Regions from separate parts of the Homo sapiens genome. Here region 2 is linked to region 1. A link is a contact called in ENCODE Hi-C or POLR2A ChIA-PET data. All regions are on one chromosome and are shown on one strand. Each heading gives the region's core, a stretch centred on a gene start or an enhancer-like site at or near the end of the contact. The rest is flanking DNA. Distances are from core to core; before and after follow the strand shown.

The links. Hi-C counts contacts between places; a loop is a spot of excess contacts on that map. ChIA-PET counts read pairs that join two places held with the same protein, here RNA polymerase II (POLR2A). Pooled maps may share reads with other maps.
Region 2: a map of gastrocnemius medialis shows a loop between it and region 1 (2.2-fold over the local background). The contact joins the enhancer-like site here to the promoter of STARD13 in region 1. A Hi-C loop is called at or near these places in 20 of 168 maps with a recorded cell type or tissue (IMR-90, PC-3, PC-9 and 12 more), 1 of 37 single-sample maps with no recorded cell type and 22 of 50 pooled maps. POLR2A ChIA-PET finds 5 or more read pairs at or near these places in 4 of 52 experiments (AG04450, H1, HEK293T and 1 more).

What each region holds. Positions count from the first base shown.
Region 1 is chr13:33,283,175-33,288,679 of GRCh38, forward strand. It overlaps STARD13 (StAR related lipid transfer domain containing 13), which reads right to left and starts at 2,581. Exons shown (of 14, transcript NM_178006.4): 1 at 2,296-2,581. The coding sequence starts at 2,464. RefSeq lists enhancers at 2,684-2,743, 2,754-2,883.
Region 2 is chr13:33,354,189-33,359,138 of GRCh38, forward strand. It overlaps a transcript of STARD13 not described here. Among named protein-coding and RNA genes, the nearest start is that of LINC02344, 21 kb to the left of the region's middle. Within about 2 kb of position 1,468, at least 2 of the 41 ENCODE cell types and tissues checked have a DNase peak (open chromatin) inside an H3K27ac peak, as active enhancers do; they include gastrocnemius medialis, where a contact is called at or near this core.

The DNA of each region.
Region 1 (5,505 bases), core at 1,331-3,830:
CAATTCTGGTCCTATAATATAGTGTATTGCTGTATCCTGAGTAGAAAAGTCTAAAAAGTCTCTAGTATATTATATAATCTGAAACTCAATCATAGGTTCAGTACTTTAGCACTCATTATAAAAACTAAAAAATAGTCTAGTGTATTGCAGAGCATGGACTGTCAAGCTGTATTCAAGTATCAGTTCCTACTGGGTGACCTTGGATAAGATGCTTGAAATCTGTGTGCCTCTGTTTTCTCATCTGTAAAATGGGCATAATAAAAAAAATTAACTACAATGATTTTGGTATGCTGTAACTGTTTAATCCACATTCTCTGAAATTACAGTAAACCAATCTTCTAATACAATAAACTCAATAAAATTGTTTCACATTGCTTTCTCATTGTCTTACTAAAGAGTTGTATGATGTTAACACATAATGATTTCTGAATCACAAGACTGTTGGAAATCTTTATTGCTTCCCTGTGATCTTAACTGTCAGTTTTAAGTGTTAGGCATTCATTGACTTCAAACACTCCATTGCCCAGTATAAAAAAGAGGGAATTCTCAAATTACCTAATTAGACAAAAATGAAACATAAACTGAGGGTGCCCATATGTCTGTGTGACAGGGCACGTTCAGTGATAGTGCATGTGTTCACAACTTCAAATCTTGAATGGAAAAATAACCCTCATTCCAAAAAGAACATAAATAATATTTAAATAAAATAAATTATTGTAAATACATCTAAGGAGGTCTGCAAAGCAATTTCAGCTAGTTCTCTGCAATATTTCTCATATGATATGCATGCTGAGGAACATTTATATCTTGTAGATGATAGCGCATCATTAAGCCTCGGTGTTCATAAAGATGATGGCATTTGGAAAGGCACCATTGTCAGAAATTTCTAAAACCAAAGTGGAGCTGGTTTTTATTCTAAGCCTAAAGTATTTTTAAATCTAGCCACAGGGAAATAATTACTTTTGTTTCTATTCAATCAAGACCTGGACACAGAGTTTATGCAATGACATAATATCCTTCCTGAAATCAGACCAGCATGTAGGAAGGACCAGCATCCTTCACACATAACTAGTTCCTGAACCTTTACAAACAAATCCTAATTTCCAAGGAAACAATCTCATCAAATGCTGCCCGCTAGAATACATATTGTTCTTTCTGGAAACATTACAATAAGATTTTCATGATTACAAACCCCAACTTCCTCTTTAATATTCAATATAATCTTAAACTCATTTATTTAAGTGGAAACTGTATTTTTATAATGGCTCTAAAAATTCCTGGTTAACTTATTTAGCACCAATATAATAATTTCTTTTTTTGTTGTGTAGGAGGAGGGTGATCATTAACTGACTGTCAACGTGTGTTAGGGGCTTCTTAGGAACGGCTCTAAAAATTCCTGGTTAACTTATTTAGCACCAATATAATAATTTCTTTTTTGTAGTCTAGGAGGAGGGTGATCATTAACTGACTGTAAACGTGTGTGTTAGGGGCTTCTTAGGAATGTTCGTCTTTCTGCTTTCTACTGATATACCCTATAAGGAGCATGTTTTAAATTTTTTTTTTTTTTGAGACTGGTAAATTTTAGTAATGTCCAGACTTCCAGGCTGGTATTTTGAGGGGCTGGGAATAAAAAGAATATCAAGCAGCTTATAATCAATATTCTCTTCTCTTTGCATTAGGAAGCTGGAGTTTTGTGTGCAGGTTACGGGATTTGTTTTGAGATGAACGAACACCTTAATTCTCTACCAGGAAAACAATATTAACACATCTGTGGCAACTGCTGACATAAACATACAAACAGGAAGAGAATGCGATTCTAGTGCTTAGCCTGGTGGCCTTTAGAACAGAATTCTTGCTTTCCTCCTCTTCACTAAGGATATTCGAAATACTCTGGGCAGGGTGGACATTAGTCCCTCGCCTCCTCCCTAATGAAATAAACAAGTGTCCACATTTTAAATGTGACGGAGTGTGAGGAAACTGCAGAAAAGCTCCTAAGATACACACTGAGTAACAGTTCTCATCTGTTCTGTAGACACACGTCAGTTTGGGAATTTATGATTCACTGTCCCACCGTGAAGTTTTTTGTGCACTTTATGTTGAGCTATGTGGCAGCTAAGGACTGTCCTGTTTGCTGAAAACTGCAGCCTAAAGTTATTTTTCAAAGTTACGGGTAGTGTGGCATAGAAATCCATATGTTATAAAGTGGAAACAAACAAACAAAAAAAACTGGGTTAGCATGAAATAGAGCCAACAGAAATCAGAATGAGCAACAGCCTTCCACTGCCGGCCACTCACCTTGTTGAATTTTAGTCACTAGCTGATGGCGTGCTAGAATCCGGCTCATCCTGTAAGGAGAGCGTCTTGTAGTCTGATCAAATCGCAAGTACATCTCCTGGCCCTCAGGTGTCATGGAATTTAGGTAGTAGCAGCCTGAGGCTGGGGTCCTGGGCACCTGACTGAACATCTCGGCAGATTTCCTATTGCCACCTCAGTCTGCCTGTGGCTGTTGCCGTCTGTCTCCAGTCTCAGTCAAAGAGCAAGGCACCCAGCCCAGGACAGCTCAACAGACCCAGCGATTTTTAAAAAGAAAGAGGAGTGCCAAAGCCACAACTCAGAATTCCAACCCCCGGGGCCCTCACGTGACCTCGGGAACCAATGAGAGGAAGAGAGGAAAATGGGAACGTTTGCAGTCAGCCCTAAGCCCCGACCAGAGGCAGTTCCAGCCGCCAGGGTCCCTCACACAACGCTGAAAGCAAAATACACGTATTTGACGTGCCTCAGAGCTGACGAAGCACCCAAAAGCAGCCCTCACTAAAGGAGTCGAAAGAAAAAGAGAGAGGGAAGGGCAAAACAAGTAGAAGACAAACAAGTCCAGGGCTCAGGAAACTTTTCAGCCTGTCAAAGTTAGAGAAAGCTCCTTCGCTTTCTACAGGGCAGCAGCAGCCAGGTAAAAGATGGACCTGATAAATCTCTTAAATTTAAAAAACACAACACAACAAAAAAAAACTACTTCAAACAAGCATCAACAGCTGAGCGTAAGCCACCACCTTCATTATCAAGAAACAACTCAAATAAAAACTTTTCCAGTGAAAAATAAACTTCAAGGGCTTTAACACCAGGAGTGAATACACCACAGATCCTGACCCTCACGTGATGGGAATTGGAGGGCTCTTACAGATAAGACTCAGAGAGGCAAAGTACACACGCGTTACGTATTAAGCATCCTTTCCTCTTTGATTTCTCTACTTCCCCAATTTTTAATCACCTAGAGGTAAAATACTTAGAAGGTGCCTATCACATTTAAGACACTGAATCATTTAAGACAAGAATCACTGCAGAAGTTGCAAAGGTACTTCAAAGATACTGTCATCAACCTGCTAAGGACCCATTGAGAAGTTATACAAAAGCTTCTAACATGAGGCCATATATATGTCTCAAAAAGGACGCAAACACAATGCTAGGTGAGCAATATTATTTTTGACTGGGGTGATGATTGCAAGCCAGATAGAGAAAGAGACATTTGGATAGGCTTTTTAAAATGGGGGGAATTCTGATAGGCAGAGGCTGGGGAGGGCTTTGCAAGAGACTGTAGGTACCCATGTGTGCAGATCCAGAACCAGAGTATATGGTTTAAGCAAACTGCTAGTAATTCAGTTTGGCCATATCTGAGTGTGTGTGTATATATATACGTGTATATATATATGTGTGTATATATATGTGTATATATGTGTGTATATATATACATACACACACTGAGTGACATATATGTATATGTCATTATAATTTTCCCTGTTTTTCTTCTTTAACATTGTTTGATGTGAAGAGAAAAAGTCCACAGAAAACATGTTATCAAATTCTGAGCCTGGGGCTGAAAGAATAAAGTTCTTTGATACAAAAAGTATATGACCAAGTTGCTTCTACATTTGGCTGACGGAAACATAGCCTGGCTGGGAATTTATAGTCTAATAATGAGAAATTATTTCTACATTATTTCCAAATTAAAAGTTTAACAGGATTTAAATTAGGACTTTGATTCTTCTTACTCTGGCTCTCCGAGGCCCATAAGCCTTAACAACTTTCCCTGAGGGAATTGTTGCTAGCCTGATTCTGAGAAGCAGCTCGTCTTGTATAACTGTCCCGCTATGAGAATAAACAAGTTAAGCACGATCTCTGCAGCCCAGCATGTGACAATTGCCTACTACCTCACGTAGTTGGTAATTGTCAGCCTCTTCGGGTGGTTACACAAGAGTCATCATGTCTTTGTTTTCAGGTTGGCTTCATGGCAGGAAGGGAAAGAAAGATCTATGGGGCCATACTGTGCACTTTCCATTCTTATTTAGGATTTGAGCAGCAGTTTTTCTGTTCCATAGCATCGTCTGTGGAAGGTGAAAGGGATCTGAGACCTAAGGAACTGCTCGGCAGAAGCTCGAATGGAGAAAGGTCGAGCACCATATTGCAAAGTTGGCTGCCTGGAAGGTTCATGAGCCCAGCTCAGTCCGCACCGGTGGCCGTCCAATTAAGGTGCTTGCATCAGCTGCTTTGTGCACGTGCTTTCGGCTTGATGGTCCAACACTGGGAGCATCTGTGTCATAACTTTTTGTTCAAGGCAGACACTTGGTGGTTATCACTTTTTTACTGGAAGAGAATGGAAGGAGGGTGGAGAGAGAAAGAAGAGGGGAGCATGGGACTTGAGAACATTGAACATGTTCTGGGAAACCAAGTAAAGGTGAGGAAAAGGTAAAAAGGTAAAGGTGAGGAAAAAATACGTAGCTTTTTATAGCTTTGGAGAGCACTTAAAGATAGACCGGCCATTTCCAATGCCAACCTTGCAGTTCATTGCTGACTTGGCTGCATTCTATTATGAAAACAAGTGGAATGATTCTTCCTGAGAAGGATTGCAGTGTGTCAAGGCGAGGTTACTAGATAAAACAATAACAACGACAATAAAACTTACATTGTCTCCTTTTTGCATAGTCATGAATGTGTTGAAAGTGCTGGGGTGTCTGGTTCTGAAAACATTAAGATCATAAGTTTGTATTTATGACTACATATAATATTTCATTAAAATAATCTTAGCAATAAAGAGCAAGAATTGAATTTATTTATTTATTTTTAAGATGGTGCCTCACTCTGTCTCCCAGGCTGGATTGCAGTGGCGCAATCATAGTTCACTGTAGTCTCCAACTCCTGGGCTCAAGTGATTCTCTTGCCTCAGCCTCCCAAGTAGCTGAGACTCCAGGTGCACACCATCACACCTGGCCAATTAAAAAAAAAAAAGTTGTAGAGATGGGGGTCTCTCTTTGCTTCCTAAGCTGATGGCAAACTCCTGGCTTCCAGCATTTCTCCTGCCTCAGCTTCCCAAAGTGGTAGGATTACAGGCGTGACCAATCACACTTGGCCCTACATTTTTTTTTTTAAAAAAAGGGAATTTTTATTCCCTAATTAAAAAAAAAAAGCCAACTTAGAATGAAGCCTCATTTTTTCAAAAAATCAGCCAGCATTTTA
Region 2 (4,950 bases), core at 218-2,717, 70 kb after region 1:
TTTAGTTCAGGTTTTCTCTTTCCCTTCCCTGAATTTCAGCATAAAAAGAGTCCCATTTGAAAGCTCTTGGTCTCACTGCACTCTACGTCTTTATACATTAGCTGTTCTTGAATGCCCTTACCCTAATTTTTTTGTTCTTCACTCATCCTTCGAGATTCAACTCAGATGTACTCAGATGTCACCTCCTCCTTAATCCTTCTACAAATCCCAGTGGCTGGATGGATTCCTCTTCCATTGTGTTTCTTCCATGCTTTGGGGATACTGCCGGAGGAGCACTTATCAAAGAGCCAGAGTTCAGTGTCCTTACCTGTTTCTTCTCAGCTGTCCCTGCAGTCCTGAGTTCCTCCAGGTAGGACTAGCACAGAACTTTTATTTCTCAACCTCTTGTACCTTTTTCAGTGAACAGCACATAGTAGGAGTAGGATCATTTACTGACTGAATGACTATTCCTATAGTTTTAAATGACTGGTTACCACTAGGATCTGCTCCTTAGTCTAAGTGTAAATTTTAAGGATGCTTATGGTGATATTGCTTCATTCTCATTAATTATCACTCTTTTCTTATATAATATTTATTAATTTTAAATATACATACTGATAATTATAGTTTTTTAAACACAAAAATTGTAATAGAAACATTAAAAGTACCTGTAATATTACCAAAAAGAGAGCTGATAACATTTGAAAATTTTCCTTTTTATTTTTTTCCTTGCATATTAAAAAAACTTGGAAGAATTTTTATACCAAGTTTTTCATTTTTTTTCACTAAGCAGTAGATTGTGAGCATTTTTCCAATGTATTTTCTTTTAAAATGTAGTTTTTAATGAATATCTAAAATTCTGTGGGATAAACACACTATAATTTATTTTAAAGCTTTCACAATTTTGAATATTTTTCTCCAAATTTCTAAAATTACAAATAATCCTGCGATAAATAACTTTGACAAATGAAAAGATATATATTTTTTTCTCCTTCTCTTACTGCTATGTAATAAGACCCATCACCATTGCCTCTCACAACCACAGGCAATAAGCAGGACTTGCCACCCACCACCTACACATCTGAATGCCAACAACTCTGCAATTCCATTACATTTTTATCCCTTCCACTTCCCTCCCATGTTCAACTCTGATTCTGTGCCATCACCCCGTATGGAAGAGTGGAGAAGCACATTCCACGGTCTGCTTGCTGCGGTATTTTTTTGTTGGAACCCTTTGCTTGAGAATAGAGCCCAATTTCTAACTGTACCAGGCCAGGAATCCTTTGCCAAGAACCCATAGTCATGGTGCATTATTTCATGTTGCTTGCAGCTTTGCTGTGGGGAAATGCCTTCCTTGAGGAGACCCATTTTCCTTTGCTGCAGGGTAGAAGGGTGAAGAGCTCTCGCAACTCTCTCCCTGCAGCATGTTCCTTTCCCAGGAGAGATGGGATGTAGCAACTCTTCCTTTGGTGTATCCTTCGCTCCATTTCAGGGACATGCTGTTGGAGATTGTGAAATGCAATCTCATGTTACTTATTTCCTCATTTTAAAAGTGTTGCTGAAAGTTCTGGAGAAGCTGACTTTTCAAGCTGGGTCCTTGGATCACAGTCACCAATCTGTGCCTGCCCTGATTGGTCTATCTGTGTGTCCCATTGCCATGCTCTGAATCTGCCAGTCTTTGAATGCTAACAATTTTGATTGCTTTTCGGGTTTTGTTCTGTTAATTAAAAAAGCATCAGGCTCCACACTTTCTTGGAAGCAAAATTTAGTGTTAGCTGTAAGCTCTGCATTGCCAATTAATAACTTTGGCTGTGTTTCATATTTTCCTGATGTAGACTGGTAAATGCTTTGAATCTTCAGGCTCAATGTCATATCATGGTCATCAACTTTACAAATATCACAATTCCTTTCTATATTTTCATGTACACTTTGGGGGGACCATGATTACCATATGGGAGACGTTGGGTAAGTGTCTTACAAATTTCTGATGGCATTCACAGGCCATTGGATTGAAGACGTTTCCAGTGATTGAAATCATCTTGACATCACTTGTGCTATCCTTCAGACTGTCTGTTTTATAAAGGTTGAGTAAGTAATTTAGCTTACCACACAACCTCGCATTAGCATATCGATTTAGGTAATTTGTTATGACTGTCTTAGTATACATAGAGTAGTTTGAGACCTCAAACATACACTGTGAAGCATTCTTCCATTGCTACTGAGCTTCTTAAGGTCAATGAACACATCATCTGAAGAGCAGTGAAAGCCCCAGTCCCCAGCTCCCATAGGCAGTACAGGGAAGTGGCTGATGGCATAGACAGAGGAGGTAGCCAACTAGGTTCATACCATGGCTCCGCACCTACTAGCTGTGTAATCTCCATAAGTTACCCATTTTCTGAGTTCCTCAGCCTCAGCATCTATAAAATGGGGATTATAATAATGCTTCCCTCATAGGATTTTTGGCAAGGATCAAATGCAATAATACATGCAAAATATTTAGAATGATGCCTGGCATATAATGAGCATGCATTACATTTTAATTGCTATTGTTGTTGTTGCTACTATTTTGCCTAAACCATTTCTGCAATTCTCATGAGATTCCAGTCCAGCCAAATTCTGAATAGCCTCATGCTAAACAGCAAGAAGTCACTCATGAGAATTATAAACTAGCACTGGATGTGGGAGGTACGAGAATAGGATTCACATCTTAGCTCTGGGAATGATAAGGTGTAGGAGAGATAGAAGCTATTTAATATCCCTAAACATAGACTTCCTTATCTGTCAAATGCAGCAAAGAACTCTTTGTTCTACCTACCCTGCTCATACTTAAACTATATGTGAGAGTGTTTTATAATTCAAAGTGTCATCAAAATGAAAGGTATTGTAAATAATAGGAAAGTTTAGGGAAAATCTGCATATGGAGCAAGTACATTTCCTACTTGCATGCATAAAAAGATATTTATTCAACAAAGATCTGTATTCCTAGAGTGACACAGGTTTCTCCTGGTGGCCCTAGTTGTGCTCCAACTGCTGACATAAATCAAGGCTGATTAAGTATGTTTACTGGTGTGGACACTTGAAAGGGGCTGGGACCCTTGTCACCTTCCATGGGGTAACCCTCCACTCCAATTATATTTATTCCACAAATATGTGTTCAACAAACCTTTGGCATCTCTAAAGACAGGCAGCATGTGTTCCACATTCTAGAGGAAAATCTTCTGGAGATATCTCAGTACTAACTCCCACCTTGTTAATTAATCTGTGTAGGTATGGCATTTTCTTTAGGAATTTCATCATTAATAAGACCTTGCTCTAGTTTAGCACTACCCAGGATAATGCGTCTTGTAAGCATTATTTAACATAACAAGCACATGAGGTCAGCAGCTACTCTTTAGAAAAACAAAACAAAACAGGCAGGGAAACAAATTCAGAAAAGTTATATGATTTGATCAAGATCATCAGCTAATAAGTTGCGGAACCAAGACTCAAATGTTTACCATCCATCTTTAAATCCAGTCTTTGGGAGGCCGAGGTGGGTAGATCACTTGAGGTTAGGAGTTCAAGACCAGCCTGGCCAACATATGAAACCCCATCTCTACTAAAAATACAAAAATTAACCGAGTGTGCTGGTGAGAGGTGACAGCATGCTGGCAGTCCTCAGAGCCCTCGCTTGCTCTCGGCAACTCCCCTGCCTGGGCTCTCACTTTGGTGGCATTTGAGGAGCCCTTCAGCCCCCCACTGCACTGTGGGAGCCCCTTTCTGGGCTGGCCAAGGCTGGAGCCCACTCCCTCAGCTTGCAGGGAGGTGTGGAGGGAGAGGCACGAGCGGGAACCGGGGCTGCGTGCGGCGCTTGCGGGCCAGCTGGAGTTCCGGGTGGGCGTGGGCTTGGCGGGCCCCACACTCGGAGCAGCCAGCCAGCCCTGCTGGCCCCGGGCAATGAGGGACTTAGCACCCGGGCCAGTGGCTGCGGAGGGTGTACTGGGTCCCCCAGCAGTGCCAGCCCACCAGTGCTGCGCTCGATTTCTCGCCGGGCCTTAGCTGCCTTCCCATGGGGCAGGGCTCGGGACATGCAGCCCGCCATGCCTGAGCCTCCCACCCACTCCATGGGCTCCTGTGCAGCCCGAGCCTCCCCGAGGAGCACCACCCCCTGCTCCACGGTGCCCAGTCCCATCGACCACCCAAGGGCTGAGGAATGTAAGCGCACGGCACAGGACTGGCAGGCAGCTCCACCTGCAGCCCCGGTGTGGGATCCACTAGATGAAGCCAGCTGGGCTCCTGAGTCTGGTGGGGACGTGGAGAGTCTTTATATCTAGCTCAGGGATTGTAAATACACCAATCAGCACCCTGTGTTTAGCTCAAGGTTTGTGAGTGCACCAATCGACACTCTGTATCTAGCTGCTCTGATGAGGACGTCTGTATCTGCTCTCTGGTGAGAGTCTTTATGTCTAGCTCAGGGACTGTGAATACACCAATCGACACTCTGAATCTAGCTCAAGGTTTGTAAATACACCAATCAGCATCCTGTGTTTAGCTCAAGGTTTGTGAGTGCACCAATCGACACTCTGTATCTAGCTGCTCTGGTGAGGATGTGGAGAGTCTTTATGTCTAGCTCAGGGATTGTAAATACACCAATCGGCACTCTGTATCTAGCTCAAGGTTTGTAAATACACCAATCAGCACCCTATGTTTAGCTCAAGGTTTGTGAATGCACCAATCGACACTCTGTATCTAGCTGCTCTGGTGGGGCCTTGGAGAACCTGTGTGTGGAAACTCTGTATCTAACTAATCTGATGGGGACGTGGAGAACCTTTGTATCTAGCTCAGGGATTGTAAAGGCACCAATCAGCGCCCTGACAAAACAGGCTACTGGGCTCTACCAATCAGCAGGATGTGGGTGGGGCCAGATAAGAGAATAAAAGCAGGATGCCCCAGCCAGCATTGGCAACCCGCTCAGGTTGCCTTCCACACTGT